Linked DNA regions of Mus musculus: all the other regions are linked to region 2. The links are chromatin loops, found by intact Hi-C in ENCODE. Cell type or tissue: left cerebral cortex. All regions are shown on one strand.

What was found. Hi-C counts contacts between places; a loop is a spot of excess contacts. Peaks named below come from ENCODE experiments on the same cell type or tissue, not always from the same donor. Only the 100,000 strongest peaks of a DNase experiment are listed, where the experiment ranks them.
Region 1: it touches region 2 in a loop (5-fold over the local background); 2 of 42 quality-filtered maps call a loop at or near these places.
Region 3: a loop joins it to region 2, with 3 times the contacts of the local background. A loop is called at or near these places in 4 of 42 quality-filtered maps.
Region 4: it touches region 2 in a loop (2.1-fold over the local background); 2 of 42 quality-filtered maps call a loop at or near these places.

Annotation. Positions count from the first base shown.
Region 1 is chr19:28,619,682-28,627,681 of GRCm38, reverse strand. The region is part of intron 2 of Glis3 (GLIS family zinc finger 3); the gene reads left to right. Among named protein-coding and RNA genes, the nearest start is that of D930032P07Rik, 55 kb to the left of the region's middle. In left cerebral cortex, no CTCF peak of the experiment used is centred here; a DNase peak (open chromatin) is centred at 3,791.
Region 2 is chr19:27,458,718-27,466,717 of GRCm38, reverse strand. No RefSeq gene overlaps it. Among named protein-coding and RNA genes, the nearest start is that of C030016D13Rik, 33 kb to the right of the region's middle. In left cerebral cortex, a CTCF peak has its summit at 3,857; DNase peaks (open chromatin) are centred at 527, 1,495 and 3,785.
Region 3 is chr19:27,550,668-27,558,667 of GRCm38, reverse strand. No RefSeq gene overlaps it. Among named protein-coding and RNA genes, the nearest start is that of Gm35697, 110 kb to the left of the region's middle. In left cerebral cortex, no CTCF peak of the experiment used is centred here; DNase peaks (open chromatin) are centred at 1,772, 3,629, 5,234, 5,680 and 1 more place; H3K27ac peaks cover 2,005 bases.
Region 4 is chr19:27,756,017-27,764,016 of GRCm38, reverse strand. It overlaps Rfx3 (regulatory factor X, 3 (influences HLA class II expression)), which reads left to right. Exons shown (of 17, transcript NM_011265.3): 17 at 1-2,296. Among named protein-coding and RNA genes, the nearest start is that of Gm35697, 92 kb to the right of the region's middle. In left cerebral cortex, no CTCF peak of the experiment used is centred here; a DNase peak (open chromatin) is centred at 4,473.

The sequences.
Region 1 (8,000 bases), 1.2 Mb before region 2:
TTGGCTTTCACCCGGTGTCACGCCTTGAGTTGGTCTTGTGATTTTTCCTGTGGATTTCTGTCTTCACGGGGCCTTTGATCCTACAAGAGTCCCAGGTATCTCTGCTGTGTAGCATTGTGCTAAAACCTCTGATTCTTTCTTTGTGTGCCAAGTACCTGGCTCTTAGATTTAGTGACTCCTTCAAGTATCAAGCTAATTATTTAGTCGGTGGTCAGAATCTCAGGAACAGAACCAAACACCACAGCTGTGTACTGAATTGTGAGCATCTGAGTGTGTATGCGTGCTCAAGGGCACGCCCGAGTAGTGATCAGAGGACAACCTTGAGTGTTGGTCCTCATCTTCGACTTTGTTTGAGAGAGTTTCTCTGGTGGTTACTGCTTCTTAGCCGAGCATAGATGGTCTGCAGACCTCCAGTGACATCTCTGTCATGACACCGAGATGTCATATATTCATACTACTGCAGCCAGCTTTCCCATGGGGTCTTTGGATCTGAACTCAGGTCATTGGGCTTATGCATCACTTTAGCTTTGAGCTCACTGTGTAGCCAAAGCCAGCCTTGCACTCATGAGACCTCTCCTGCTTTAGCATCCCAAGGTCGAGGCTTACCAGCATTGGGCAACACATCTGGCCTTGTCTCACATTATACATTGTGTTACGGTAGTGGTGCAGCGGCACTTATTACAGGCCATGGAATCCTGGAGTTGTGGCGCTTGCGGTGTGAATGAGAAATACCCCTCACAGGCTTAAGTTTTTCTGTGTGGAGAGGTTTGGGAGGTGTGACCTTGCTGAAGGAAGACCCTCTCTGTGGTCAGGCTTTAAGAGTTTTACGACCTCACTGTAGATCCAATTCCTTCTGCTTGTGATGGAGAATGAGATCATTTAGCTTACTGTTCTGTCTGTCATGCCTGCTTGCGTCTATGCTTCTCCCAGTGATGGGCTTATCTGGCACAAAGCCTGAATAAGCCTTTCCTCCTGTAAATGGTCTTGCGTTGGGTATTTTATCACAGCAACAGTCTTGATACCCTGAGTAGTTCTTCTAATTTTTCGTTCAAGGTTATCATTTTAGATTTAACTTTTCAAAACTTTTGTAGCATAACATGACCTGGTTGATTCAGCCGTGCATTTCTGGAACTGAGGAAGGAAACCCACCCTAGTAAGGATTACCTAATTACCTAATTAACTAATAGAAGGTGGAAGGGTAAAACAGGCATTAGGCTGCCAGCTGCTGGAGACAAGGAAGGGAGACTGCATACTCCAGTGCCACACCCTTTGAGCAAGCTGAGGGACCATCTGCAGTGACACCTGCTCCTGTCTAATTTGTCCACTTGAGACTGCATCTTGCACTTCCATTCCAAGGATCGGCCTCATTTCAACTTCTAGCGCTAGCTCATCCATACATGTGTCTGGGAAGGTGCACATCTTTCAAAGACGGATCATTCTGATACCCCGTAAAACCAGAGGGGTTAATTTTTCCAGGAATGGATTTCACACTAACCAACAGTAGTAGTTACCACTTAATGAGGGCGCTGCCTGAGCATGGTTCTTTACCCATTGGCCTTGTGGTCTTCAATAACTCAAGGTAAATCCTGTAACTCCTACCCCATATTACAGCAGAGGAAATCAAGACTTAGGGATGGTGAGTGGCTCGCACTGGTTGCACAGGTGAGACGTGGATAGATTAAGGAGAACGGGCTCTCCCCTCCATATTCTACTGCCTTCAAACTTTGAAATACTGCTCTACGTCAGAGGGGAGCATGCAAGCATACAGTTCCTTTATCTGGACTCCTGCTTAGCATTTTAGGAGAGGCCTCTCCCTGTCAGTGTAGACAGGTTGCTTCTGACCTCGATGGTCCAGCCTGGCAGTGTAGACGGGTTGTTTCTGACCTCGGTGGTCCAGCCTGGCAGAGCCCCCGTCAGTCTTCTCTGGGGAAGGTGCTGATGTTCCTCTGCCTGCACTTTGTTTGCTTTCTGGTTTTTGTTTCTGTTTAGTCAGCACGGTGGTTGTGATGATGAGATGCTGAGCACTGGGCGCGCAGTTGTTAAAAAGACACACGTGGACCTATCACCCTGGAATTTTATAGACTGCAAGCTTAATGTGAAAATGAAAAATATTAACTGAGCTAAAGTTTCATTTATTTCTGTCCATTATTGTCAAGATACTGGGAAACAGAAATTAACTTGAGTATTTATTGGCGAGCATGTTGAACAAAGACACTTACATGAATATATTGTTTCATGGGTAGGAATTACTAATTCAAACCAGTAAATGTTTGAAATTGATTAAAGGGAAATACTCAGATTCTTGAATAATGATTCAAATATGCTGAAACCTAATATCTACATAGTACATGTTTTGAGTTGCTAGACGACATTGAAAGGATGATCCAAGGTAGGTGACACTAGCAAAGACTCTTGCAGCCATAGGGTGTTGAGGTGGGGGATTTGTGGCTTTTCTCAGACCCTCTTCCTTGTTTTATCCCAAAGAAATTAAAACTCAAAGAAATGGCGCACGCAGCCTCTCACCCCCCCCCCCCCATTGCTGACTCGGAAAATGAATAGACCGGTTTACTCAAGGTCTCAAGGGTTCAAATTGTGAACATTTCTCCCTTTCATATATTAGCAATGTCAATGACTTGAAAATTAATGTGATTTGAGCTTCATATTTCTTTCCCTTAGATGTGGTTGAAGTGCTATGAGTTCATCACGAATGAGGAGTTAAGTCTTCTCTTGAGCCTGCCTTGTGAATTTCATTCTCTCCTACCAAATGACCTCACTAGAGCCAGTGACTCAAAAGGCAGGTTTGCTCTGGGTGACCACTCTAGAGGACCACATTAAAGTGCCCATGCTCTTTGTTTGTGCAGGAACGAGTTTTCTCAGCTCCATCACTGGATTCCAATGGGGGGAAATAAATTACTCATGCATGTTCTAATGACTAAAAAATTTTCCAGTGTCCTGGCTGTCTAGTTCTCATGGTGTAGAGGTTCCATGACCAAACAGTAATTGTTAACACTTTTGACTAGCTGGATGATATTATTTAGAAAGTCAAGTGAATGAAACATTTGAGTCATTGGTTCTAGGCCAGGATTTCAAAGGATATGCTCTGTGAGATCACTTTTAGTAGTTGTGGGAGACATGCTAGATTTGAAGGACTTTCCCCGCCCTCCATCTTGCCTGAATAACTTAATAACTTAGCCTTGTGGGCAAGGTACTTTTAACCTAACTGAGCCTTGTTTTTCTCCTCTGTGCCGAAGAAGGTAGCCATGGTGATGCCTGCTGTAATTATCTCTTACGGCTGCTGAGAAAAATCAACTGTGATTACCAAATCTGAAAGCCAGAAGGATGCTATGCAGAGTCATGTGAGTGCTAGGGTTAAAAGACGTCGTAGTAACAGTGATGCTCAAAATGACATTTTTGATCTGAATTTTGGCTAGAATTCTGTATGTGGGAATATTAAACGGGTACTAGATGCTTTTGTGTGTCAGTTATAGTGACAGAGTTGAAACTGCAAGTTGTTAAAGTTGAATTTTGCTGCTTGATGTTAATGTCAACAAAGGAAAGCAGCGTGGAGTCCTGTTTTTGTTTATAAAAGGGTTAAACAGTAGATTCAGAAAGAGAATAAATGATGAAAAATCAAACAGGTAATAAGAACGTGGGCTGAGAGAAAGCAGGGTGAGATAAGGGGTGAGGTTAGGACTCAGGGTGCATCTTGTTGTGACCCCGTTTCTTGTGTTAGCGCTGAGTCAGAGCTTTGGCTGCAAGCCTTGCTGGATCCACAGCCATGAGGCAGGAGAACGTCGGCCATGTGAGTCATGGTCCCCATGAAGTTAGCTAGTCCAGCAAAACTGCAGCGAGACGGTGAGTTTTCCCAGGCAGTTCTCATCAAGAACAACACATGGAGGACAGTATCCTACAAGGATCCTGGGGGGGGGGGGGGGGCGGCGGTGAAGGCAGGCAGTTTTCCAGGCTTTTACTGGTGGGATTGCCAGAAGAAAAATTATAATTTTTGTTTAAATTCCCTATTTGAGAGTTTGTGGGTTTTTTCCCTTTATTTTAATTATGGCTGAAGGCATACATACCATTAGATTTAGAAACCAGAACCCCTTTTCAGTATTGTTTCCCACATCAGGACACCTTAGAGATACTGAGCAGAAGCCCGGGGCTACTTGCTGAGTGTGTGGATCTGAGGGGAAGCAGCTTGCTGGGAGCCAGTGCTGGGGAGCAGCACAGAGCCTGGTCCCAATATAACTACCAGTTGGCACTTGCCACACATTTCTAATTGTGAGTTTAGAGTTTACTGTGCTGTGGGTGTTTTTGTTTTTGTTTTTGTTTTTTGGTTTTTGGTTTTTTTGTCTGTGGAAGTGTAGAAAGCTATTGAATGTGATGCTGCCCTCCCCATATTATTTGCTGTTTGTTTGTTTCCTTTTTCACTGTGGAAGCTATCGGAAAGCCTACAGCAATGGCTCAGAAATCTGCAGAGTGCAGATCTTCACACATAAGACTTCCAGCATTCATAATTAGACTGCCTGCTCTGCCCCTCTCATTAAGTATCACTAGCACCCAGAATGAGACAACGTAGAAAAGCATCCATATTTTAAGCCAATTTAAATAACACCGAACCTTTCTTTTTAGGAAAAGATGGAATTTCTAAGCATTCACAAGGAAGCCTGTGGGAGTTCTTGTGGCTTGCTTCTTCTGTTGTACACTTGCTTGTTCACGCTCATAGAAAGTGGCTTCTGTTGTAACAGGTGCTCGAGAAGTTCCTGTGATGTGTTCAAGACTGATTCAATATATATTCTTCATCAGTACCTTAGAATAAACAGGTGGCCAAGAGCCAGAGAAGATGGCTCCCAAAGGTCTCTCTGGAGAGAGGTGGGAGCCATGTGTGATATCATTTTGTGTGCTTGAGGGACTTTTAACGTGGGGCAGTGGATTGTATTAGACACAACAAGAGTCAGAAGACATGCATCCATTTCAGTTAAATTACTTGTTAAAAATGGGTACAAGTTTTGGGTCTTGGTACCCCAACGTGGACGTAATAAGCTGGTCCCTGCTGGCGGTGGAAAGGCCCAGTGGGCAGTATAAGCATGAAATTCATTTTCTAGTATTTTCAAGACCTGTAGCATTAAGATCTTGTCTCAAGGCAACTTTCTATGGATAAGGTTGGCACTTGTGGACTGGAGGTATCAGAGCTATAAATGCACAGGAAGTGAGTGATCTTTACCTTTCCTGGAGAGATCCCAGCCCACCTCTGAAGGAGCAGGATTTCCTTCCAGTTCCCTAAGGAATGACAGCTGGTAGAGTCAACCTGGGGCTGCCCCAGATGATGGTCTCAGCAGAGGCGAGTCCTTCACTCACCTCCTGCCCAGCAAACACCTCGTGAAGGGAACAGGATGCCCTGTGTGGAACACTGCCACTTTTATTTAATCTTGTTGTCAGCACTTGGTGTCTTTTCTCTCAAACGCATGCACTTTCTAAGCTAGCTTGTTCCGATATCAAGCATACACCACGCTTGGAAAAACTCAAGTTGCTTGCCCGTAGTTAAAATATAACAAATACCCATGGACTTGGTATTTCCTAGACCTGGTCTGGTGATGCGTCTGTTCGTTCCTCCTTTTAAGGTAGCACAGTTCTTTGCCCTTCATGTCCAAAATCTTTCCAACTGAACAGTGCTCTGTGCATGGACCTGACGTTAGATAGTTACTGGGATATTTGACACCTTTGCCAAGTTCTGGCCCAAGGACAAAGCAGAGTCATGGCTAGGTCTGTTTATGCTTTTTTTTTTTTTTTTGGTAGGTGAAGAATGTTAAATGATTCATAAAAGAAACTACCAGGTAAACACAGGGGCAGGGAAAGTGTGGGCCTGTTCTGAGCATCTCATTTGTGCCTGTCCATTTTCCAGGGCCTCTGATGAGTCAGTGCTGGACTTTCTGGAAGAACTGAGTCATGAGCAATTGGACACACGGAAGAGGGAGGTAGACTAGTGTTCCGTTGGGGGTTACAAGTCAGAGGGCTGCAATCAGAAGAAACAAGGAAGACTTTCTTCTTTCTGCAGAAGAGCTGTGGCCCATGATGGCTGATGTTTATGTAGCACTAGAAGCTGCATACACACATACATACATTTCCAAGTGTATTCAAATGTCACATATATCAGTGCACTGACCTTAGGGAGAGCACAGGTAGGGAGACAGAGGAGCCTGGAGTTGACGCTGGCAACATTAATGATCCAAGGACATCTGGAAGCTCCTTGGGGACTTGGGCAAAGCTCCAACTCTGCCCTCCCATGAACACAACAGTTTTCCCTCTTTCCCGCTCTGGTTCTGTTTATAGGCAGCTTATATATGAGCCTGGCATGTACTTCCAAGCTGTGTACATGAAATAGAACTTGAACTTGCCAATGGGGAGCATAAAATATTCTCGAATTTGTCATACAGTTGGGTAACCCATATCCCCAAAGAATTGTTGAATGGGAAATTGAGGTATTGTGGTCCTGGGTTCTTACATAACAAGGAGGCGAGCTGTGACCTTACCCCTGTTATGGGCTCTGTCTGTGTGGGGAGGTTTTTCTAGGTGAATTCTGGAGTTCCTTTCTAGAGACCTCAGAGGTGGTATCTGCTATTGGGAGTCTTGTGTGTAAGAACTGACGACTTGCTCCCTGGTTCACCAGCTTGGCCTTTTCATCCTTGACTGGCACATAGATTGCTAGTCTCAACTATTTCTGCCCCTGAAATTTCTATTCTGTTCTCACCCTCATCTCTCACATCTGAGCACAGGCAAATATTTTTTTTTTTTTTTTTTTTTACATTCCCTGGGCTGGTGATTCTTTCTTCAGACATTCTTTGATAATAAAAGAAAGTTGTGAAAAAATGTAGATACCTGAATTAATATAGACAAATTTCAAAGCATTTTATCTAACTGATCTTTCTATTCCTATTCATCTAAAGAGAATGGGAGAAAAATAATTTCCATGTTTTTCAAGGGTCTTGTACTATACATGTGTTTTCCACATGCTTGGGAGTTTAAGAAAATGCCAAATAAAAATATTTCTTTGCGGGAACCCCCACCACGCCCTTCTTATCTTGTAAAACATTTTATAGCAAAGGTACAAAATAACAAATGGTCCGGCTAGGGTGGGATAGCACGCGCCTGAGCTTGCATTTGAAGGTGGAGCAGAAGTTCAGGGCTCTCCTCAGCTTCGAACTGAGTTTGAGACAAGCTTGGGCTACACGGTCTCAAAATATGTAAAAAAAACCCAAAACTTAAAAGGTTTTCTATATGCTTGTAACCCAGATTTTCTGAATTTTAACATTTTTTTGCTTGATTTTTGCCTTATTATTCTCCCTCTTTGTTCATGAAAAATGTCAAGTGGTTTGACCTACATGTATACGGTTTTCTCTCAATCATTTGAGGATAAGTGGTAGACATGTTGTTTCAATACTTTGAAATACTTCAGTGCACATTCCTTGTTAGAGAAGAAAGAAACCCTTTTCCACTCTTCTCTTCTTTGTGCTCTAGGATCCAGCTCAGCCCCACGTTTCTCTAGTCTCCTTTAATCAAGGACAGTGTCTCAGCGCTTTTCTCCTTGTTAGCCTTTGGTGGCCTCGCAGCACCGAGAGCACTCAGCAGTGTGCTGGTCCAGTCACTGAGTCAGTGGTTTCCCCTGCAGAGGCCCAGGCTCTGCACTGTGGGCAGATGTGCTCCAGAAACGATGGTTGTTAGTGCTCCAGACCAGGAAGCAGTGATTTGTCCCGTGTTGGTGATGTTCACCTCCATCCTTCGGTTAAGAAAGCTGGGGCCATATTTCTCCACTATAAACTTAATAAATGTTTTGTGTCTACTAACTCATAAGTGATTAATAAAATGTGAACATATAGATTATTTAATATTTAGCCATCATCAAACTTTTGCCCTCTGTCTTTTGCACTCAGTATTTTCCAATTCTGTCCTCCCTTCTAAATTTATTAGTTTTATTCCAAATTCTAACTTTGCAGGTTTTTTTTTTT
Region 2 (8,000 bases):
AGACACTCTCCTAACAAGAGGCACAGGCCTCTTGAACATAAACCAGTTGTAATATCTTCTCTTAAAAAAAAATAGATTCCAGCTTTTTAAATGACCATCAGATATCCCCAGTGACGTGAAGCCCATTTCCAGATGATCTCCAGCTGTCACAACAGCGCCGTGCCTGACTGGCAGAGTCGTCCCAGAGGCAAGGAGCAGGAGTTCTTCTCACATTTGACCTGACAACAGCCATTGTGATGAGAGATCAACTTGAGATCCTCAGAACAGCTACTTGTAATTACAGCAATTAATGCGCGTTCACTGCTTTGCCATTCATGAAGCGCGGTTATGAGCACTGTCATAATATATTACCGAGTGATGGCATCTCGGGAAAGAACATGGATGAACGATTTTCCTACCCAAGCTTGGAGTTCGGGAGGAAGCACACAAGTTCTTACACAGAGGGTAGCTAAGCAGACTACAATGCTAAGCATAAAGGCATACTCCATTGCCAGACTCAAAGATGATGAAAGGAAAATTTACTGAATCATGAATTTGAGATGCACACAGCATGGGAGGAAGCTCCAAGCAAACTGAAGTCCTATAATAAAGGGTTTGAAGCTAAGGGCTGCTGAGCAACTGACTGGCCAGCATGTGCTTTCTTCTGTTTTGCATATAGCATATAGGCAACAAGAAGCTTTGTGTTAGAGTCTAGCAACCAAAAGAGACCAAGCAGTGGATTTTAGTTTCTCTGCCCGGGATCTTTGCTTCCTACATTTCTGGTATTCTCTACTGCTTCTTACGTGTTCTGCTTCTTTCAATTTGAATCTAGGAAGTGCCTAGTGATTCCTAGTCCAGCATGGTTCTTCATGTGATGTTAGTCTGGGACTAACTTTTTCCTAGCTCTTGAACACTTGGTTATGAACTTGCATGATGATAACCAAATTTTTTGGAGAGTAGGAGCTCCTGGTTGTCTTTTGTCTTGATCTGGATTGCGTTGCATATTTCTATATAATGTAAAAGGCTTTAGCTTGATTACTATCATACAAACCTAAGCTGAGCAAAATCATAGTTCAATTTATCTGGTTGTCTTAGTTACTTTTCTGTAACTTTAATGTTTCCAAACCTTATTTTTAATGATGGTTCTTAAATGCTTTAACCTCCCTTGAAGCCCACCACCCACCAAAGGGAGTGGAAAAGAAAGGATACAGAGGAAGTGGACCTGTTTAGAAAGGTTCTTTGGAGCAACTCCCATCTGTGTTGTCTGGAAATCAGCAATTCAGTTCACAGGTTAGCAGGCAGTGGCAGCGCATTCTACTTGCTAACATCTCACTGAGACAGTGAGATGAGTTGAGTTCAGTAGAGTTGGGTTAGCAACAGCAGTAGCACAACCTAGCAGAGACAGCCAGGCCTCAGCATTGCCTCAAGTTAGCAGAAGGGACAAACAACAGGAACACCAGAAGTTCTTAGCTGCGCCTCTCTCAGGAACAGAGCATGCTGCACTGCTAGCTGTACCAGCAAGCCAAGCTCTCTCTTCCTCACTCCAGTGAGTCAGTCCTATTTATACTCTCTCAACATCACATGTCCTCCACATGCCTTGCCTCGGCATGGGTTTTGCCTCAGCACATGCATCCAATCAGCCCAAGTCCATGGAAGCAGATAGAAACTGCAGTACACCACCAGAAGTTTCATGGTGTGTTTTTCTCTCTATGGAGTCCTAACAAATGCAGCTCAACTATGCAATGTAAGGTGAGCCAACATATGTGTGTTGTTAACAAAGGATCCTTCATCATGTGTGCTTTCAGCAAAATACCATCCAACTGACTTTCCAAAGAACCCTTGTTTCCACTTCACTTTTCTATTGCTATTATAAGATACCATGACCAAGGCAACTTGTAGAAGGAAAAATTTATATGGGGCCATGAGCATCATGGTGGGGAGCAAGGCAGCAGGAAGGCAGGTGTATGATGGAGCAATAGCTAAGAGCTTACATCCTGATCTGCAAGGTCAGGGAGGGAAGAAGGGAGGGGGGGGGGAGGGAGGGACTGATGGACAGACAGACAGATAGACAGATACAGAGAGTGACTTCGGGTGGCTCCAGTATTTTGAAACCTCAAAGTCTGTCTTCAGTGACACACCTCCTCCAACAAGGCCACACCTCCCTAATCCTTTCCAAGAAGTTCTACCAACTGGGGACCAAGTATCCAAATACATGAGACTACAGGGGCCATTCTCATTCAAACTGCCACACTGATGGTGTTAATTTGTCAATTTTGAAAAACTATTTTCTTTCTGGTGCTTTCCCTGAAGGGTCTTGAGGGATTGGCTTACACATACCTTCACTCTTGCACACTCACTTCCAGTCCTGTGTGTTTTCCTGGAAGGCTTCAAAAACTTAACGCATGCTTATGGGACTGTGAACCCAGTTGACTCAGTAGGCTCATGTGGTTCATGAGCACGAAACCTCGAAGGGTGAAGTCATATGTGTTCTGAGGACAATCAGAGCTAAAGTCACGTTTCTCTTTGAGAATAAACATGTGACTGTGGTGGGGGAGCTAATGACCAGGTGTGAATGAGTGTGGAGTGGGGTAGGGGGATGGGCTATGTTCATGCACTATTGCCTCCCCCACCCCCATCCTCTGATTTTTCCCAGCAGATGACCATCCTCTCCAAAAACAACTTCTTGGGATTCTTTCTTCTAGAGCAGCCCTTTCAGTCTCTCCAAATACAGAGATCTTACCCATGTCAAGACGGTTGCAGCCTAAGGTCCGAAATGGAAACTGGTTTTGGTTCTTGAGCAAAGCCCAACCACTGCCAGCATTGGTAGGACATTAAATAGAAGTGAATCTTTCAGAATAAAAATCAGGACAGAACAAGAACATGGAAGTAGTGTGGGAAAGTGGCCAAGGAGAGTAACACTGGCCTAGCTTACCCAGGACATGTGCAGTTGGATTTCATTGGAAAGACTGAGTGTCCTGCCTAGAACTGCTCAAACGCTATCTTGACTTAGAGATGAGATGAGTAATTATTAATAAAGAGGACAGGAGAAGAAAATGAGTAGGGAAGGAGTTAAATTATGGAAAAACTTCAAGTGGGTTAACAGAAATAGTAAATATGTATCAGTAGCCTTTCTATTAAAGTGATTGTAAGAGTAGCTATCTACATCAATCTCTCCATGCATCCATCCCTGCATCCATCCATCCATCCATCCATCCACACATCCCTGCATCCATCCATCCATCCATCCATCCATCCATCCCTGCATCCATCCATCCATCCATCCATCCATCCATCCATCCAATCCTGCCTTTTTATAAAAGGATTTAAATTAGCTTCTAAGAGTAAGTTGTATGTAATGATATAATATAAACTACACTGGAAGGGAAACATGGAAACACAACGATGTAAGACTGCATGAAGCCAAGAATGAGGCTGGACACAGACCTTTTCTACCGCTAGACCACATGACAGTGAAGGCAGGGAGCATAAGCAGGGTGAGCATCCTGGTAAACTGGGGATGTGGTCTACAGCCACCTGCCTGTCTGGATGTGTCTAGCTTGGACGGAGCCACAGCCTGTGGGATCAGTGGAGTGGCCTCTACATAAATTCAAAAGAGTGACTGCTCATGTCTGTGAGTGTTGTGGACATTAAAATCCAAGTAGAAAGTTCGCTTCAGTTGCATAAGGAATGATAGCAGAAAGAATTTGCGTAGGTACAGGGAATAAAAACCTTGTCAGGGGTTATGAAACAGCAACATTAAGTTTTTCATAGTTAGAAAAACAGCAAAATTTCAAAACTTTATTTTGGAATTTAAAAAAAAAATAGATGCAAAAGTGTGGTGACACGGCCGCCCATGGGCTTCTCTTATCTAAGATCTCCCTCTACTGACAGTGCTTGCTTGCTTTTTTTTTTTTTTTCCTCCCCTTTGAAACTCAGCAGGAGAGTCCTTTGAAAGTGACATGCCTGTGAAATGGCTTTGAGTCCTAGCTCACATCATGGAGAAGGGCCAGGTTTGGGGAGAAAAATGCTAGGTCCGTTTGGGAATTGGGGGATTGGAGCCAAGTTCAATCACCAAGAGATACAGTGCCTGGAGATGAGATGAGAGACCTGAGACGGAGCAGTGGTGGGGGGAAAATCTCAATGAAAGTGGATGAAAGGGAGGAGAAGACGGAACATACTCTGACTTTGAGAGTCTCACAGAAAGGTCAGGCAGCCGGGCAGGAGGAAAACAGTGCAAACTCGGTCGTTCCCTGAATACCTTTTTATAGCATTTCCTACTGAGGACAATCCATCTTTGACTTCCATACCTTGTGTCTGAAAGTTCCTTTCCTTACTGTGTGGCTATTTATCATCATCGTCATTATTACTAATATTATTATTATTGACACCTGTTTCTTATTGTTTTCTTTTGAGACAGAGTCTTCCAGCAGCCCAGGCTGGCCTTGAACACACCACCCTCCTGCTTCAGCCTCCCAAGTGCTGGGATCGCAGGCAGGTACCACCAGGCCCAGATGGCACTTCTTTTTATTAGAGATTTATTCCTTTCTATGAGTCGGGATCAGCTTCCCTGCCCATTCCTGTCCCTTTCCTTCATTCTGCCATGGGCCACTTGAAAGATAGACTCTTTGTGCCTTGGCTTGGTTCGTTCCTCACAGGAATCCCATGAGACAAATACAGTCAAACAGTTAATCCCACCCCTCCAGCCCAGAGCCAAACCTCTTTCCTACCCCATTGTCTTTCTCCTTTCTCCACAGCCTCCAGCATATGAAGACGTCTGTGTTACAAGTCCTTCTCCTGCAGATCTTCAGACACTGCGCTGGCTGAGTAAGTGAGGCACATTCCTTTCTCCATCTACAAACGGGAAGGCTGAGGCTCAGAGAGATATGTGATCTGTATCAGGGAGGCCACACAGCTAATGGGGGATAGAATCTGGCTGGATAAACGAGAGCTCGCTGATGTTGAAGACTAGATGTATGCATCAATGTGATTCTGCATCTCCTGCCCAGAGACAGCATCAGACACAGAAGCCCATGGTGGTATTTACTGCATAGTTCAAATGGTAGTAATAGCTATTGGAAATTCAATAATTGTCATTAAGATACTATACGGTAAAGAAGCTAAGATTCTGTAGGCCCACGCTCCTCTCCTTGGTCTCTGCAAAGCCTCTGTAGAACCCCAACCTTTGTCAGTCCCTTGCTACTAGGGACTAGCCTTGGTTTTGTTGTTATTTTGCTGTGTGTGTTTGAGACATGTTTTTCTATGTAGCCCTGTCCTGGAACTCACTTTATAGACCACCTGGCCTTGAACTCAGAGATCTGCCTGCTTCTGCTTCCTAAATGCTGGAATTAAAGGCATGTGCCACCACTGCCCAGAAAATTTTTGTTTCTCTAAAGTGACTGTCTGTGACACAGCCTCCCTACAGCCCTTATTAGCAAACAATCCATCCATATCAGAGTTTTGTGGACCAGAAGGTTTTGTCAGTATTTCCAAGGTCCTAAAAAGTGACAGGTTTTTATTTATTATAGTTTGGTCATAATTGGCTCTCAGGAAGTGAGTTCTATAGCCTTAGATGTCAAGTGCTTTGAAGCAGTGACTATACAGATTATATACAGACTTTAACAGAAACTATGAGCCAAAGTCCCAACACAGTGCCTGTCCCACACCATATCAACTCTGAAAATTAGTTGCATACTCTGTCGATGGAAACTGAAAAACGTGTGCTCGTTCCTTCCAATTGGGGATAAGCAGAGACAATGGAGACAACTCAAGGAAAAGGGGGTTACAGGGACAAGAGAGTGAAGCGGCTGCAGGACCATGGAAATCATAAAATAAATGTTATCTCCTGTTTCTATTTTCTACAGAATGGTTCCAATTCTCTGTCTTGTGATTGGCATGGAGATTCAAGGATCTTTGAAACATCTTTTTCTGTAGCTAAGTGGGAATAGAGGAAATCAGGGAGGTCTTAAGGAAATGAAGGCAGCTACTGATGATCATGTGTAACAGGGAAGGAAAGCAGGGCACAGGGCAGCAGTTGGGGGCAGGTGAATGACTTCGAGTAGATAAATCGGTGGTCACAGAACCTCTGGCTGAGGGAGCATTGGAGAGAGCCGAGTGCCTGGGGTTAAGTGATTTTGATAATGTTCATATTGTTGAGTCTGTACTTCCTTAAGGCTTTCTGTTAATAGTAAAAGTATGGAGCATTGTGCTGTTTGCAGCCAATAGCAACGCACTGAGGGCCAGAGAGCAGGAAGTAAAATTCCGTTCACCTGCTGCCGTCTGTGGCTTCTAAGCTGCCAGACTTTCTCTATGTGCTCTCTGACTGCATGAGGTCTGGAGAAAGGGGAACATAGAGAAGATTCAGGAATGCTGGCTGTGGGTAGAACTTAGATATGTATACGGTTGAGACTGAATATCTAGATCCACTTGGCAGTGTCTCCCGAGACCCTTATTTTCAGGTTGTCTGCAGGCTGGAGGACAACCAGCCTGGGTCCTTCAGTTCACTTCTGGGATCTGGACTTCTGCCTCCCTCAGTACTATTGACTAGGTAGAACTAGCCTGAACAGGTCAGGGATAGAATGACAGGTGAACCACTGGTCATTTATTATTGATCAGAACTTCTAAGAATCGTCTGGTATGGTTACTCTCGTCGCTAATCCCCTGTGGGGACAGAGCCTGGCTATCCACTTCCTCCAGTGAAGCAGCGGGGTGTGGTGAACTGCTATGGTAAGGCAAGGTATAATATATCTGACCTTGTGTGTCCAAAGAGATTCTTAGAGTTGGTTCGGTTTTAAGACTGTGTTCCCTTTCCCTAACTTAGAAACATGCAAAGGAAAAACTGTAATAGCAGATGCTTAGACTCATGAATATGGGACTGGAAGGATGGTCAGTGGTCAAGAATACATTTATCTATTCCAAAGGACTCAGGTTCACTTCCCAGTACCCACACTAGGTGATTCACAAGCAACTGTTATCCCAGCTCTTGAGAATCCAACACCCTTTTCTTGTTTCTATGGGCATCTGTACATATATGTAACATACCCACATACAAACACACACACATACATACAAAAGAAAGAAAGAAAGAAAGAAAGAAAGAAAGATCATGCATTTATAGTTCAAAGATTTTTTTTTTTTTGCAATACACACCTGAACATCTAGTATCCTTGCTTCCTTTTTTATTTTGTTTATTTTTATTTTTTGACCTTCACAGTTTGGTACAACCCCACTTTGGTTGATTTGGCATTCCCTCTGTGGATCAACTTTCTTCTGGCTTTGGAAAAAGCTTCCATCTTTTACCAGGCACTTTTAACCTGCAGGATCTCCATTTAGCTTAATTGGCATATTTATGTATTGAGATGGGTGCCTAGAGGGCTTGGGCCACAGCATCTTTTGTATAAATCGAAAAAAATGAAATGAGCTGTTCTCACAGTGGTGTGCCCTTCAGTCATGGAGTGCGTTAAAAGGCTCATCATTTACAGGCTGCGAAAGCTCGGGGAGATCAATAGGTAGAATGCAGCCCAGGGCCATTTAGAAAAGCAAAACTTGGGCATTTTCAAGCCCAATTACTTTAGGAGCTTGGCCATTACTAATTCCCGTTAAATCCGTCCTGGGCCTCCATTTCAGTGTTAAGGAATGGCCTCAGTACAGAAGACTCTGCCTCCAAAGGCTAACCCAGGAGCCTGTCCCTGAGAGCTGGACAATATAAGCTCTTGGGAGCTGGCACTTCTGGCCAGCCCCCTCTGATCACGAGCCAAGCTGTGGACTGTCATTTTTCAAGTCGCTTCTGGAGCCCAGCATGCTTTGAAGGCAAGTGTGGGAATTGATTCTTATTAGTTTAATATAGCTATAGTTAATGGCTTATAGATTTTTATCTACTCTGGCCCAGCTCGACATGTCTATTAAGTCTCTATTAAAGTTGACAGAGGACAGAGCAGGTCATAGGAGGTGGGCAAATGCATGGCTTCCCCGCAAGCCAGACTGAGAAATGACTCCTTAACAAGAGTTCTTAGAACCTCTTGCGA
Region 3 (8,000 bases), 92 kb before region 2:
AAATTCCTTTAGGTTCCCTTAGGATTCCTCATCTTAAATATGTTGATTGTCTTCTCATATATGCTTTAAAAGCCAATTATTGGAAAGTCACTTCTAATTTTTAATCCTGAATACTAAAAATGCACACCCCCTGAGATTTCCCTACGTGAATCTATCCTGACTTCACCTCTTTGGTTTCAGAATTTTTTTTTTTTTCTCCAGTAACTTCAGTGTCTCCAGTTGCTAGCTTCTATTTCTTCCTCATTCTCCCACGGGCTCCGAATGCATGAGTCACAGAATTCTGTCCAGCCTGTCAACACTTCTCATCCTTGCACTGACAACAGAGTTAAAGGGTGGCAATAAGGAATCTGTTAAGGAAACAATACCAAGCATTTGCATAGCTGAAGTTTTACACTTTAGAAAACTAGACTTAGGAAGCTCTTAGAGTAGATGACACCAGGACCATGTTATAGAACCTCAGTGTTGGATCAGGAAGCTAGAAAGTCACCTGAGAGTGAGACTGCATGGGGTGTTATAGCCCTGAACTTACACTTTCACGACCATACACAGTGAAAGTGTATGGGTTTCTTGTTGCTGATACTATTAAAACAAATCTGTAGAAATTATTAGGTGTTTAGAACAATTCAGATATATTACTTTATAGGTTAGGGGTCACAAATCTAAAACGGTCTTGCAAGGCTAAAGCATTGTTTGTGTCCTTCCTCAAGACTTTAGGGGAGAATCCATCCCCTGGAGATGTGTTGCCTTGGCTTCTGCTCTAGTTGTTACATCTCCTTCCTTGACTCAGACTCCCTGCCTTTCTGTTAGATGGATTCTTGTGGTCATGATGGATCACATTGTGATTGTGAACCCATGAGGATTGTGTAATCCCATGTATTCCCACCTCCCTGCCCCCCACTTTCAAGATCCATAGCATATTATATCTGAAAGCCCCCTTGTTATATAAGCCACCATGTAGAAGGCTTCAGTGGTTAGATTGAGACATCTTTCAAAAGCCATTATTCTGCCTTTCACACGAGATACCTAACCTTTGTCTTCATTGTCATCTGCATCAGTGAAGTGACAGATAATAGTCCCCCATAAGAGTATTTTGAATTTGGTAAGAAACAACCACATAAATAGCACCATGGTGCCTGGTATTCCCCAGCCAGTGTTATTGCCATGGTGGCCACCATCAGTGACATTGGAGCTGAGCAACATGGAGCAGGGCTTCACCAAAAATGACCTTTCAAAGATGCCCCAAGGAGGCCATTTGGAGAGTGAAGAAGAGACGAGAGAAGAGAACTGAAGCAGCAGCAAGCCTGCTTCCCTGAAGCCCTATGTTGGGGCCTTTGCCCTATGTGAGCGTTTCTAAATTAACTCACTGGGCTTCTGTATCAACATGTGCACGGTTTAAAAAAGCCAAGAGTCTGGAGACCAAGATCACCTTTTGAACTGAGACCTGGTTTCCCTAGTTGATGGCAGGCCTTAGAGATGTTAAGGACTGTGTGCTGATCTGCGGTGGTCTTTCCTCTTCTAAGGGCCTGCGTGTTCTCCAGGTTCATGTGTTGGGACTGAAGTGCCACTGTGGTGACTTGAGCAGCTCTGAGGGGGTGAAAGCATGGATGCCAGACTAGAGTCGGGGCTGAGAGACACTAGCTGAAGCCCTTCCTACACACTCCTTTTGTTCCTCCGATGTAGGAGGACAGTGACTGTCCCTCCTGCACTCTCTATACCTCATGTGAAGTAAGGACACCAGTGATACCATCTCTGAGCAATTGGCTCATACCAGAAACTTAGTGAAGGGCTTTTGTAGCTGAAACTTCTCAGCCTCCAGGACCGTAGGAGGTAGATTTTTTAATTCTATAAATGTCCCAGACTCAGGCAGTTTGTTTTAGCGGCACAGACTAAGATAACTCTCCTACAGTCTGTGTCATCTTAATAGTAAAATCTTATTTCTTGTGGATATGCTTTTCAGGGTACTTTGCAGCTTCTGAAATGTACTTACATCAGCTTCAGCCCTCTCTCTCAGCCTCTCTCTTCCACCATCTTCTTGGAGATTTCCCTCCGTGTGTTACTTTGCTGCTGAAGGGCCCCATTTAAGGGGCAGTTTGATTCTGAACATTTGAGGAAGGGAAGCAACCTGTTGGGGGAAATTCGTGGCTAATCTGAAGCATTTTCCGAGCACAACAGCTGCACATTTTAGCACAGTTGTGATTAGACCCCACGTGTTCTTGGCAAGAGCCAGAGACAGGAGGACACTCTGTCATTTCAATTCACCAGATGAACACCGGGCCACAGAGCTCTCGCCAGACCTGAAACCAAAATGTGTGGGGGTGGGTGGTTGATTGTTTGCTACTAATAGCTTCTTGGAGCCCCTATCCCTAGCAACAAAAGCGTGACTCCCCAGATTTACCTCTGAGAGAGAGAGAGAGAGAGAGAGAGAGAGAGAGAGAGAGAGAGAGAGAGAGAGAGAGACTGGGGTCTCACTGGGTAGGAGGTACCAGAAAAACAAGATCTGTGAGTTCAGCTATACAAGGCTCCTCAAGTGCAAACAGCCCAGCTGTTGGAAGAGCAAAATCAGCTTAGTCAACAGGTTACTTCTCTGCACAAAAAGAAGCAATCGCTCTGAGCCTGACTTTCCCTAGAACTGATGACCCCGCCTTTGCCGTGGGCTAATGGCCTGGCCTTCATGAAGCCTCAGATTGGCGGTCAATCTTCCTCTTTCATCTCCTGGAGCCCAGGAAATGATCAGTGCCCTGGCACCTGGGTTACTTTTTAATGATCTGAAAGACCACAAGGAGCCGTCATTTCTTTTGTGCGGTTTCTCATTCAGCAACCTAATAGCTACCAAAGAGAGATTTTCTTGAAAAGAAAAACTGCCTGCTCCTCTTGGGCGCCTATGATTAAACCCTCACACTGCGCATATTACCGGACATCGGACCTGCATGAGGCCGGCTGACTGCCGGGGAGTCTTGGTATCTGCACTCTGGCTTTCCTGCCAACAAGCCGTGAAATAACGGATGAGTGTACCGAAACTTCACTGTGAATAGAGGAGAGTAACCAAGAAGTTGCTGGGGCCCAGGGGTTCCTGTGTCAGTCCTAGAGGGGAAACCAAGTTTTTCTGTAGGTTACTCTGCTTGTACTCTGATCATGGTAAAACCAACGCCACCATAAATACCACAATGGGGTGGAGACCTATTGTCCATCTCCCCTAGCAGTCACTGACAATCGCAACTTACAGCAACCAAAGACAGAAGGAAGCAGAATAACTTTTTTTCTCATTTCCATAGCTCTTAAAAGAAATACAACGTTAAAATATCTGTAATGCAGAGTATTTTTAAAAAGGCAACTTTGTAATGGTTACAGTGCAGGCAGGCATTGATGGCATTGATGGCATTGATGGCAGGATGGTAGTCAACTCTGTATGCACAGTCAACTCTGGGCCGTGTAGTGCAAGCGATGGTTTAGAGCTGTTCTATCAGGACACAGAAACTATTTACTTGGGAAATTTTAGGTGTATAGCTATGTTCACACTCTATGTTTGTTAGAAGCAGGCCCAAGTTAAAGTATAAGATGCTACCACTTGCCCACAGATAGCTAACATGTTTGAGACTGACAGCCAGCGAGTAGGCAGGCGCTGAGCCAGCGTGCCCTCCCACTGCTGGTAGAAATGGAAAATGAAAAGATAGAACTCTCCAACAGCTTCTTAAAGTTCAGCATAAGCTTTCCCCAAGACCCACCAACTCTACAGGATTCAGTAAGAGAAAAGGAAAGAGATACCCAGAACAGGAGTCCTGCCTGAGATCTGGGAGACAATGGAGATAGCCCTCAGCAACTGAAATGATAAGTCAGATATAGGGAATCTAGACACCGGAATGTTGGTGAGCCATGGGAGCGAGCAAACTACTCACATACGCAACAGTACCAAGACCCACTGTGTTGGCAGACGACGCCCTAGGTGTGTGCTTTAGTTGTTTTTCCATTGCTGTAATAGAACACCGTGACCAAGGCAACTTACAGAAGAAAGAGTTTATTTGGCCTTGAGGTTCCCAAGGCTTAGAGTCCGTGATTGTGGTGTGGAGGCACGGTAGCAAGCACAGGGAGCCGAAAGCTCACATCTTACACTACAAGCACATAGCAGAGAGAACAAACTGAACATAAATAAGACTTGAAGCTCCTCGGTGATATAATTCCTCCAGCAAGGTTACCCCCCTCCTAAACTTCCCCAAGCGGTGCAACCAAGTGCTCAAATGTCTGAGACTGCAGGGGACATTTCTCATTTAAGCCACCAGAGTATGCTTTAATGTAAAATTCGAAATCAAGCAAAACTATTGTAGTGTAAACAAAAGTTCAGTAGTTTCTTGTTGGGGGTGTGGCAGATGGAGACAGCTGCAAATAAAATCATGAAGGGAAGTTAAGAGTGATAGTTTCTGCATCTTGGCTGTGTTGGCAACATGGATACATGCGTTGATTAAGACACATCAGACTAAATGCTTAGACTCAGATTTCTTCCCTGCATGTATAGGATGCCTTGATAATATGATTTAAAAATGAATAAACGTTTAGTCAGAACTGTCTAAAGAGATATGTGCAACAATATTAAAGAAGAAAGGAATGAAGGAACGAAGGAAGGAGGGAGGGAAGGAGAAAGCAAGGAAAAAAGGAAGGAAGGAAGAAAGGAAGGAAGGAAAGAAGGAAGGGAAGGGAAGGGAAGGGAAGGGAAGGGAAGGGAAGGGAAGGGAAGGGAAGGGAAGGGAAGGGCAGATGTGTGTGTGGGGGGGTACACTTTTAATCCCAGCACTTGGAGGCAGACACATGTGGATCTCTGTGAGTTCAAAGCAAGCCTGGTATACAAAGGGAGTTCCAGCCAAGGCTACAGAATAAAACCCTGTTTCAAAAGAGAAAATAAAGAAAGAGAGAGAGAGAGAAAGAAAGAAAAAAGAAGGAAGAAAGGAAGGAAAGAAGGAAGGAAGGAAGGAAGGAAGGAAGGAAGGAAGGAAGGAAGGAAGGAAGGAAGGAAGGAAGGAAAAGATGAAGACGAAAGAAACAATTTATCCCGGATCTGTGTTTTTAAACTAGAGGCACACAAAACGCACGTTGTAACGTGAGGTGAAACACTGATCTGATGTTTGTGGATGACCTGCTTCAGAGATCTAGCGTGACAAGTTTCTCTTGAAGCTTGGCAATGACAGCTGCTGCAGCTAGAAGCAAGCCTTACGGTATATACATTCAAATGGAAGAAACCCAAAATGTGTTGAGCCAAACACATCATGATACGCAGTCTGAAACTCAGCCATCATCACGTAACGTCCTTGAGACGCAGCTGATGTGTTGTTTCCCCTGAGACCAGTCAGCAGATCTTACAAACTAATCCTAAATCCTTACATTCTTTGCTCCCCCCTCCCCCCCCCCCCCCCCCACGCCAGAAGCAGGCTTAAATTTTTTAAAATTCTTCTTTTGGAAGACTTTGGAACAAGCTAAAAAAATTATGTTACCAAGTTTAAAAATTCTTGCAGATATGAGATTTTTTTTAATATCATCTTCAGCAACAAAATCACATAATGAAATACCACAAAGAACCACTTTGAAAATGTTCTTTCCACGGCAAGACTCCCTGTTGAAAGATAGCTCTTCTCCTGTTCATTACTAAAAGTCATCATTATCTTAGAAGAGAAAAATTAAGTTTATTCTTTCTAAAATACCTCCTGAGTAGAACAGCTCTGACAGCTACTTGTCATCACAGGAAATTTTAGCGAAATGTGGCTCTGCCTTGAACGAGAAAGTCTCAGAATTGATGTGTAAGTGAAGAAGCTCTTGTAAGTCCTCCATGATGAAGAAACCCAAAAAGGCCCACAGTTGAACAGACTCTCAAGGACAAATCCATGCTACGACCAGGTACTATAAACAATGTGCTACCACTTAAAGACATTCCTTGTTGTTGTTGTTGTTATTGTAAAATCCACATAACAAAAAGTTTACCATCTTCACCCTATGTGCGTGCACAGTTCAGTGCTAAGTATATTCATATTATTTTACAACCATCGTCACTGTCTGTAGAAGTCTTTCCTTCTTGCAAAATGGAAATTCCATACTCATTAAATAACAATTCCCTGTTTCTGATGGCCTGCAATCAAAGCAACTACCATTCTACTTTGTGTCTCTATAATTTTCATTTCTCTAGGTGTCTCCTATAAAGGAAACACACAATTTTTTGGGTCCTTGAGCTTGCTTGCTTGCTTGATTGATTGATTACACATAGCATGATATGCTTAAGACGCATTCATTTTGAAGTAAATGCCACAACTCCCTTATTAATATTCCATGTTTACCCACAGTTTGCTTCTCTGTTCATGTGTTGATGGATACTTGTTGAGACTTACAGTTCATAGGCTTAGTTCACTATCGCCGTAATGGGAAGCATGGTGATATTCAGGCAGATATAGTGATGGAGAGGTAACTGAGAGTTCTACATTTTGGCAGAGAAGCAGGAAGAGAGAGCCACTGGGCCCAGATGGAGCTTCTGAAATCCCAAACCCCATTGTCAGTTAAGCACTTCCTCCAACAAGGCCACACCTCCCAATAGTGTCACTCCCTATAAGCCTATGGAGGTTTCATTCAAATCGCACCCCTCCACTTTATTAGCACCTGAACTCTACTGTGCTCTCCCCTTATTAAGGAATATTAAGCATATTTTAAAAACCGAAATTTCTCTCTCATATTTTTGGACAGTGACAATTTCAAAATGAAGTAGCTGGCATGTTCGGTTGCCTGGTAGGGTTTGTATCCTTTAGAAAAGAAGACATCCTCATATGATAAAGGTTGAAAGACCAGCTCATCTAATGGCTCTTTAAGCCCCTTTTGTAGAGCTTTTAATTCCACTCGTGAAAGAAGTACCTTGAGGACTTAATAAACCTCTCAATACTGTTGCAATGGTAACATCTGAGTCAGAACATATATTCCAACAGTGTCAGGTTGTTTCTACATTGAACTATTACAGGTTGAATATTCCATATTCAGGATGCTTAGAGGCACCCCCCCCTTCAGGACTTTTTTTTTCTTTTTGATTTACGTAGACTCAGCTGGATGAATATGTGTAACATGGAGCTCTAGAGTCAGGAATATTTCAAAATCCCAAACTTGAAGGATTGTAGGAAAGTCTTGGAGTTTGGAGATTTATTTTATGTGCATGACTATTCTGACTACATACATGTCTGTGCCATTTGCATACCTGCTGTTTGCATGTCAGAAGAGGGTGTCAGGTCCCCTGGAACTGCAATTATGAATGGAGGTAAACTTTGTCTCTGAGACGAAAGGATGGACCATGTAGAGACTGCCATATCCGGGGATCCATCCCATAATCAGCATCCAAACGCTGACACCATTGCATACACTAGCAAGATTTTGCTGAAAGGACCCAGATATGGCTGTCTCTTGTGAGACTATGCCGGGGCCTGGCAAACACAGAAGTGGATGCTCACAGTCAGCTATTGGATGGATCACAGGGTCCCCAATGGAGGAGCTAGAGAAAGTACCCAAGGAGCTGAAGGGATCTGCAACCCTATAGGTGGAACAATAATATGAACTAACCAGTACCCCTGGAGCTCTTGTCTCTAGCTGCATATGAATCAGAAGATGGCCTGGTCGGCCATCAGTGGAAAGAGAGGCCCAATGGTCGTGCAAACTTTATATGCCTCAGTACAGGAGAATGCCAGGGCCAAGAAGTGGGAGTGGGTGGGTAGGGGAGTGGGTGGGGGAGCGTGTGGGGGACTTTTGGGATAGCATTGGAAATGTAAATGAAATAAATACCCCCTCACCCAAAAAGAATGGAGGTAAGCTACCATGTGGGTGCTTGAGAATCAAAGCTGGGTCCCCAGCAAGAACAACCTGTGCTCCTCATTGCTGAATCATCTCTCTACCTGCTAGAGACTTTTTAGAGTGTATATACTCAGTCTGTGTCAGTAATGCTACTGTAAACACAGGGGCGTGATCCATTTTGAGATATTTCTTTCAAAGTTTTG
Region 4 (8,000 bases), 300 kb before region 2:
GTAAGTGTACTGTTTACAGAAGATAAAATCAACTTTTCTAGCATCACATGACTCTCTAGAAAAGGAGGACGCATACATGGGCCTATGCTGGCCTATGTAGTAACTGATTTCTGCACACTGGAGGTACCTGTTTGCCTTTAAAAGGTATGATAAAATAAAGGGTTATGTTTTGTCTTTTTTCCCAAAACAAAAGATCTCATTTATTTAGCTTTAGAAAGTACAAATGAAGCCTTAGAAGGAGTGAGTTCCACTACACACAGCTGGACTCTGAGGTACTTAGGCTCTTTGGAGTTGCATCTATCATGAAATATTGTTTGGAAATCATGCGGGGCATAATTTTATCTATGCTCCAGAACATTAATACTTTGTCATAAGATATAGAGAGGCAGAGTGGCGAGCAAGACACTCACTTGCTCTAAGCTCTTCTGCCAGGAGATGCTGTGACTACTGCTTCAGCTATCTCTGAATGTCATTCTGCTTACAACATTTGCTGATTTCTTTGAGGGAATTTCTGGACAGTTGATCTGGTCCTCCCCTATGTGACAGAACACGGAGCAGTGTTGTGCTCAGATACGTCCACACTGCCCTCGCTGAGCACAGACAGGAGCATGACCTACTCCGCGGCGTCTGCCAACATCCATAGCATAGTGCAAGTGTCCGTACGTTGCTTTCTAGGCAGTTGAGGAAGTCAGACCATGCAAATTACTCATGTGTTAACATGCAAATTACTCATGTGTTGACATGCAATACTCAAAGGGTTTTACTTTAGCTCTCTCCTTTTGACTCTTCACGATGAGTTACTGTAAATGCTTCTCAGTTTGCATGCCTTGCCCATTGCTGCTAGTGATTTTATGTGCCAGTAGACCTGAGTTTAGTTTACCAATTTTACTTAAATAGTAAAAGCCACTTACAAAGTGACTGCCTAGGGTTGATTCTCCTTTTGTTTAAAGGGATTGGTGATACGTCGTCGTTCTAAAAGAAATGTTTGGTCTCTTCTATTTGGTTCTGATGTTTGAATCTTTTCCCCCTCTTTCCTTTGTTCTTTTTATTTTTTCTTTCTTTCCTTCTCTCTTTCTTTCTTTCTTTCTTTCTTTCCTTCTTTCTTTCTTTCTTTCTTTCTTTCTTTCTTTCTAAATAAAGTATGATGTTGGGATTGGAAGCCCTGAGTAATGAAATATTTGGTAAGGATCATTTCATGTAGCTCAATAATCATGACAGCAAACCTCTGTGAGAAGGTTGATTCTGGGGAGGAAAGCAAAACTACAAAAACTCTGATTGACTTTTGATGACCAAGTAAATTTTCCTTGAATAAATTAGCATTTCTGAACAAATGGTTGCCTTGCTTTATCCTACATACACAATTTTATAGGACCCAATGAGGAAGGTATTAAATTGTATTCGTTTGAAAAGCATCTTTTGTACCAAAGCAAATTCTTTTCCCTGCTCATCTCCATCATCGATTTGGACCTTTGGTGGCGACCAATGAGTCGGTTCCAGAAACTTAAGTGAGTGCCTTGAGAACGCTTGGGAACTGTGCCTGAGGTGGTAAACTCTTAATTAGGTTAACTGTAGCGCTTACCAATCAGTAACTACACTATCACTCAGGGCTTTCGTACCTTCTAGGTAAAACTCCTTTCATTGTGGTTTTTTTTTTTTTTTAATACTGTATTTTTTTTTAAGTGCCATCATTTAAAATTCACTTAGTAAGTGGCAGATTACATTATTCAGTCCCACAAGCACACAAACATAGTAACACTAGGAGATATTTGAGCATTTATTTTACAATCGACTGAATATATAATGTAAATGAGGTAAGTAACTTTTGTAGAGATTGTATGTGTGAGATAATGTAATGTTCTTTTCCAGTTTTTGGACTACAGTTGAATAAACTTTTTAATTATTTAAAAACATCTTTGCCGAATAACATGTGATGGGTTTTTTGTATAATGTATTTGATTTTGTAAATACGTATTTCCTGATGTGATTTTTGTGAGAAACGCTAAATCTTTTAGTATACCATGTCCTCTGAAGATTGGCAGGAGCTAAATACTAGTTTGTGGGCGATTTGTATTGTGTACTGTACAATAACTGGGGAACTTTTATAATTATAAAAATATATATTAACTTTTAGTGTGTTGTTTAAACAAATGACTGGAACATACTAAAGATATTAGTAGGATTTTTTCTGAATATTTCAGACTTGAACTCAGGCTAGCTTTCTTGTGTTTTTCAAAACAAAAAATGGTGTCTTGTCTTTTAAAAATCAATAAATTTGTTTCCTTGTTACAAACATTTGAAATGGCTTGGATTTTTTTGGGTTTTGTTTTGTTTTGTTTTGTTTTGTTTTGTTTTTCCTCTCCTCAAATTGTTGTCAGGAGGCTTATATTACACCATCTCCTCTAGGAGGGTACACTCTGTGTCATTCATTAGCTTAGAAACAAAATTAAGTTGTTTTCCTTCTTTGTGTCAAATGAAATTGCAATATTTACACATGAACAGCACAAAAAGAGAAAACAAAATTATAAGCCCAGCAGGGTACAAATCTTACCCTCAAAGAAAATGAGTGACTGAGTGCCACTTGATTTCAGGGGCTGTCAACATTTCTATTGTAAATCCAGATTTCTGGGTGTTCATAATGTGTTTGTTTTATGTCTTTTCACATTGATATTCTGCATACAAGTTCTTTGTTTAAATTGAAAGAGCTTATTAAAATTCATTTTAGTGCACTTAGGAAGATACCCTGCCCATTTTCCCTTTGGATATGTACAGAAATTTTTGCTTGGGTGTACATTTGTGAGAGTGATGAGCAAAAATGATGTAGTCACTGCCACAAGAAAGATTAAAATTACTATTTTTTAAACCTTTCTGACATTTAGGATTTTCTTTTCAGATCGTAGTATCTGCAGTCTTCTAGAATGTGGAATAGCCAACTTTGAGGATCTGCTTTAAAAGGAACTGAAATAAAAAGCAGAGAGTATCATTTGGGGAATCTCAGCATGGTCCTTGGTACCACAGTGTCTAGTCAAGGGTAAAATGATGACCTCATAGTCCATAGCATATCTGTTCTCTCTCTCTCTCTCTCTCTCTCTCTCTCTCTCTCTCTCTCTGTGTATGTGTGTGTGTGTGTGTGTGTGTGTGTGTGTGTGTGTGTGTGCGTGCGCACAAGCACGCATGAATGTATGCATGCATGTCTATGAGTTTGTGAGTTCATGTACACGCCACAGCACACATATAGAGGTGTGGAGGTCAAAGACTTCAGCTGTCAGTCCTATCATTCCACTTTGTTTGAGGCAATGTCTCTTCTTCACCATCGTGTATGCCAAGCTACATGGCCAACAAACTTGAGAGGAATTTTTTCTCTCACTGGGTCATTAACAGCTTCCCTTTGTATGCACAGAAAGATCTTGTGTCATGAAGCTGCCAGGTGGCCCACTGAAAAGCCGCTGCCGTACCACGATCTTGGCACTCGTTTCTCCCTTTAGTAGGGTGGTCCTCTCAAGTTTAGCAGTAGCTTTTGCCGTCTCAGCCTCAGAGAGCGATGCCTGTGCTATGGAGCTCCTGCTGAGTTCCTTGCGTGCTCCTATGGCCCCTTCATACATGGAGCATTGAAAAAGTACCCAGGCAACTGATGTGATCATCACCCATGATCCCTGCGTGTCTAACTCTTCCCTGCAGGAGACCCCTTCTGGGGTAACCACTGATGTGATAGAAAGGCAGCTCACACTCCTTGTCCCTCTGAGAGAACCTAGACCATATTTTCCTACCAAGCTCTTGTCACCCATCGGACAATCTTGTTTTCCTCAAATCCAGGACTGCTTAGTCACTGGTCTCTTACTTGCAGTGCAGTCTCCATGTAAGGAAGAAAAGGAGATGAAACTTGAAGCCCTGACCCCTTGGGAGAATCCCTTATACCACCCTTTCACCAGGCCACATCTGAGTCAGGAGCTGTAAAGCCAAATGTCTGACTCCAGCTGAGCCTAGCCTAAATTGCTGACTCAAAGAATAATGAAGGCGAAGCAGCTCATTCCCCCTCACGTTTCTAAATTCATGGGGTAAGCGTTGATCTGAGGCCCACCTCTGACTCCCCGCTGGACAGTATTTGCTGGGTATGTGCCAGTTGCTTCACCCGTGGCTGCTGTGCTTGGTGTGTCTTTAGGACTAGCCGTGCGTTAGCAATCCTGTAAAATGGGCTTCTCATTTCCAGGTACAAAGATAACTAGATTGGAGCCCAGTCAACTTACCTGGGGCCGATTACGTTGTGCTAACAAAATCTGTCTTTGTTCTTAATTTCCTTTTAATATCATCAAAAGACCTCTTGATGGCAACACTCGTTCACACACGCACTTGAAATTTCCAGGAGGTAAAATTATTCCCCCTAGATGCACAGATGCTTGTGAGATTGTCTTTTCTTTATGCATTCAAAAAATAGCCACGGACTCTCCAAGAGTTTCTTTTAAAACTTCCAGATACTCCGACAACATTTGGGGATAGTGTGTCTCCGCTGCTTTCTGCAGACTATTTTTAGAGTCGGCTCATCTGTCTTTGCAATTGTCTTTGCCTCGACACTCAGATTGCACCTCACAAAACACACAGCTTTCTTAGCAGTTCCGTACTATAAGGCTCTGTATTACTGGGCCATGGGACAGTGTGATAAGCTTATTCACAGAAAGAATAGAAGTATTATTTGTGTGCAAGGAGGGCACAGTTATTTATGCTTAGGGTTCTTTTTTTCATTTATTGTCAGAAATTTTTAAATAGCCATACCAGAAGATCTCACAGTAAATCTGCCTCTGTAAATTGTGGATCTCTGATATTTAATGAAAAATCAGATGCTCTGGCAATACCGACCTATTGGCAGATCCTGAAATCAAGACAACTGGATTTGAGCCTCCACGCTGTTATTAGATGCCATTGCTTCATCTCCTTATCCTGGCGCCTGCCTCACCCTGGAGGTTTGAGCTCCTTCCTCATGTTCTGTGGATGTCTGTGTAGCACTTGTTGCTACATGTGATATGTTCTCTCTACAGCCAACAAGGACTGAAAAGCGGTCCTCACTGTGGGAGAGCAGGAACATGCTCTCCTTCGTGCCTGTCACAGATACAGGCAATGGGATGGGATGAGAAAGAGTCTGTCTGTGTTGTGTGCTTTAAGCTGTACTGTCCTCCAGGGTGCTGGCATCCACCAGCAGAATGAAGAGGTGAATGTAGTCTTTTCTGTTCATAAGCATCCGTTGTTTGGGAGAAGACCATCCTACCACTGGGCACCTAAGTTTCAGTCTAGCATTTGAAATCATCACCTCCTGATACTTCCTTTCAGTTCTCATCAGGATTTCCTATCTAAAGGCAGGAATATAGGACAATTCTAAGGACTAGCTCTCCCATAACTAAGACGACCTTGCAGAAGGACACCTCCTGAGGGTAGGTAGCATCCTGAAGGGAATTGTCGTGGATGAGTCCATGATTACTCCAGTCGCTCACATTCTGTGTACCCCAGCTAGCTGCGCTGTAGTGATGATTGACAGAGAGGTACAATTTAGAGTTTTCCACAAGACTGGTGATCATGTCTGACAATTCTTCACTTACACCTGTGATCAAAGAGAAAGAAGAAGAGGCACCTTGTTAATGCCTTATTGTTGTTTCATTAAAGGAAGAAAGCAGGTGTCAGTATTACATAAGACAGTTAGCAGCTTTCTCATGAGGACAAAGGTCTCAAGGAGGAGGCTCCTGTCTCCAGAGTGGGCGATTTTTTTTTCTAATTCGGTCTTTTCAGACAAGGTCTAAAAAAAATATAGGAAGGACCGTGTCCTTCTGTTGTTATGGAAGAGTATAGAGGTGTCAACGTGCTTGATTTCTTTTTTTTTTTTTTTTTTTACAAAGAAAATATGTACTTTTTATTATAGTAAAGTTTTAGGGAATTTCTGGTAGTCAAGCATTTAATTATAATGGTCTAATGTTTTAAGATCTTTACATATTCTTTTTTTTTTTTCCATTTTTTATTAGGTATTTAGCTCATTTACATTTCCAATGCTATACCAAAAGTCCCCCTTACCCACCCACCCCCACTCCCCTACCCACCCACTCCCCCCCTTTGGCCCTGGCGTTCCCCTGTACCGGGGCACACAAAGTCTGCGTGTCCAATGGGCCTCTCTTTCCAGTGATGGCCGACTAGGCCATCTTTTGATACATATGCAGCTAGAGTCAAGAGCTCAGGGGTACTGGTTAGTTCATAATGTTGTTCCACCTATAGGGTTGAAGATCCCTTTAGCTCCTTGGATACTTTCTCTAGCTCCTCCATTGGGAGCCCTGTGATCCATCCATTAGCTGACTGTGAGCATCCACTTCTGTGTTTGCTAGGCCCCGGCATAGTCTCACAAGAGACAGCTACATCTGGGTCCTTTCGATAAAATCTTGCTAGTGTATGCAATGGTGTCAGCATTTGGAAGCTGATTATGGGGTGGATCCCTGGATATGGCAGTCTCTACATGGTCCATCCTTTCATCTCAGCTCCATACTTTGTTTCTGTAACTCCTTCCATGGGTGTTTTGTTCCCACTTCTAAGGAGGGGCATAGTGTCCACACTTCAGTCTTCATTTTTCTTGAGTTTCATGTGTTTAGGAAATTGTATCTTATATCGTGGGTATCCTAGGTTTTGGGCTAGTATCCACTTATCAGTGAGTACATATTGTGTGAGTTCCTTTGTGATTGTGTTACCTCACTCAGGATGATGCTCTCCAGGTCCATCCATTTGGCTAGGAATTTCATAAATTCATTCTTTTTAATAGCTGAGTAGTACTCCATTGTGTAGATGTACCACATTTTCTGTATCCATTCCTCTGTTGAGGGGCATCTGGGTTCTTTCCAGTTTCTGGCTATTATAAATAAGGCTGCTATGAACATAGTGGAGCATGTGTCCTTCTTATCAGTTGGGGCATCTTCTGGATATATGCCCAGGAGAGGTATTGCTGGATCCTCCGGTAGTACTATGTCCAATTTTCTGAGGAACCGCCAGACTGATTTCCAGAGTGGTTGTACAAGCCTGCAATCCCACCAACAATGGAGGAGTGTTCCTCTTTCTCCACATCCTCGCCAGCATCTGCTGTCACCTGAATTTTTGATCTTAGCCATTCTCACTGGTGTGAGGTGGAATCTCAGGGTTGTTTTGATTTGCATTTCCCTGATGATTAAGGATGTTGAACATTTTTTCAGGTGCTTCTCTGCCATTCGGTATTCCTCAGGTGAGAATTCTTTGTTCAGTTCTGAGCCCCATTTTTTAAGGGGGTTATTTGATTTTCTGAGGTCCACCTTCTTGAGTTCTTTATATATGTTGGATATTAGTCCCCTATCTGATTTAGGATAGGTAAAGATCCTTTCCCAGTCTGTTGGTGGTCTTTTTGTCTTATAGACAGTGTCTTTTGCCTTGCAGAAACTTTGGAGTTTCATTAGGTCCCATTTGTCAATTCTCGATCTTACAGCACAAGCCATTGCTGTTCTGTTCAGGAATTTTTCCCCTGTGCCCATATCTTCAAGACTTTTCCCCACTTTCTCCTCTATAAGTTTCAGTGTCTCTGGTTTTATGTGAAGTTCCTTGATCCACTTAGATTTGACCTTAGTACAAGGAGATAAGTATGGATCGATTCGCATTCTTCTACATGATAACAACCAGTTGTGCCAGCACCAATTGTTGAAAATGCTGTCTTTCTTCCACTGGATGGTTTTGGCTCCCTTGTCGAAGATCAAGTGACCATAGGTGTGTGGGTTCATTTCTGGGTCTTCAATTCTATTCCATTGGTCCACTTGTCTGTCTCTATACCAGTACCATGCAGTTTTTACCACAATTGCTCTGTAGTAAAGCTTTAGGTCAGGCATGGTGATTCCACCAGAGGTTCTTTTATCCTTGAGAAGAGTTTTTGCTATCCTCGGTTTTTTGTTATTCCAGATGAATTTGCAAATTGCTCCTTCTAATTCATTGAAGAATTGAGTTGGAATTTTAATGGGGATTGC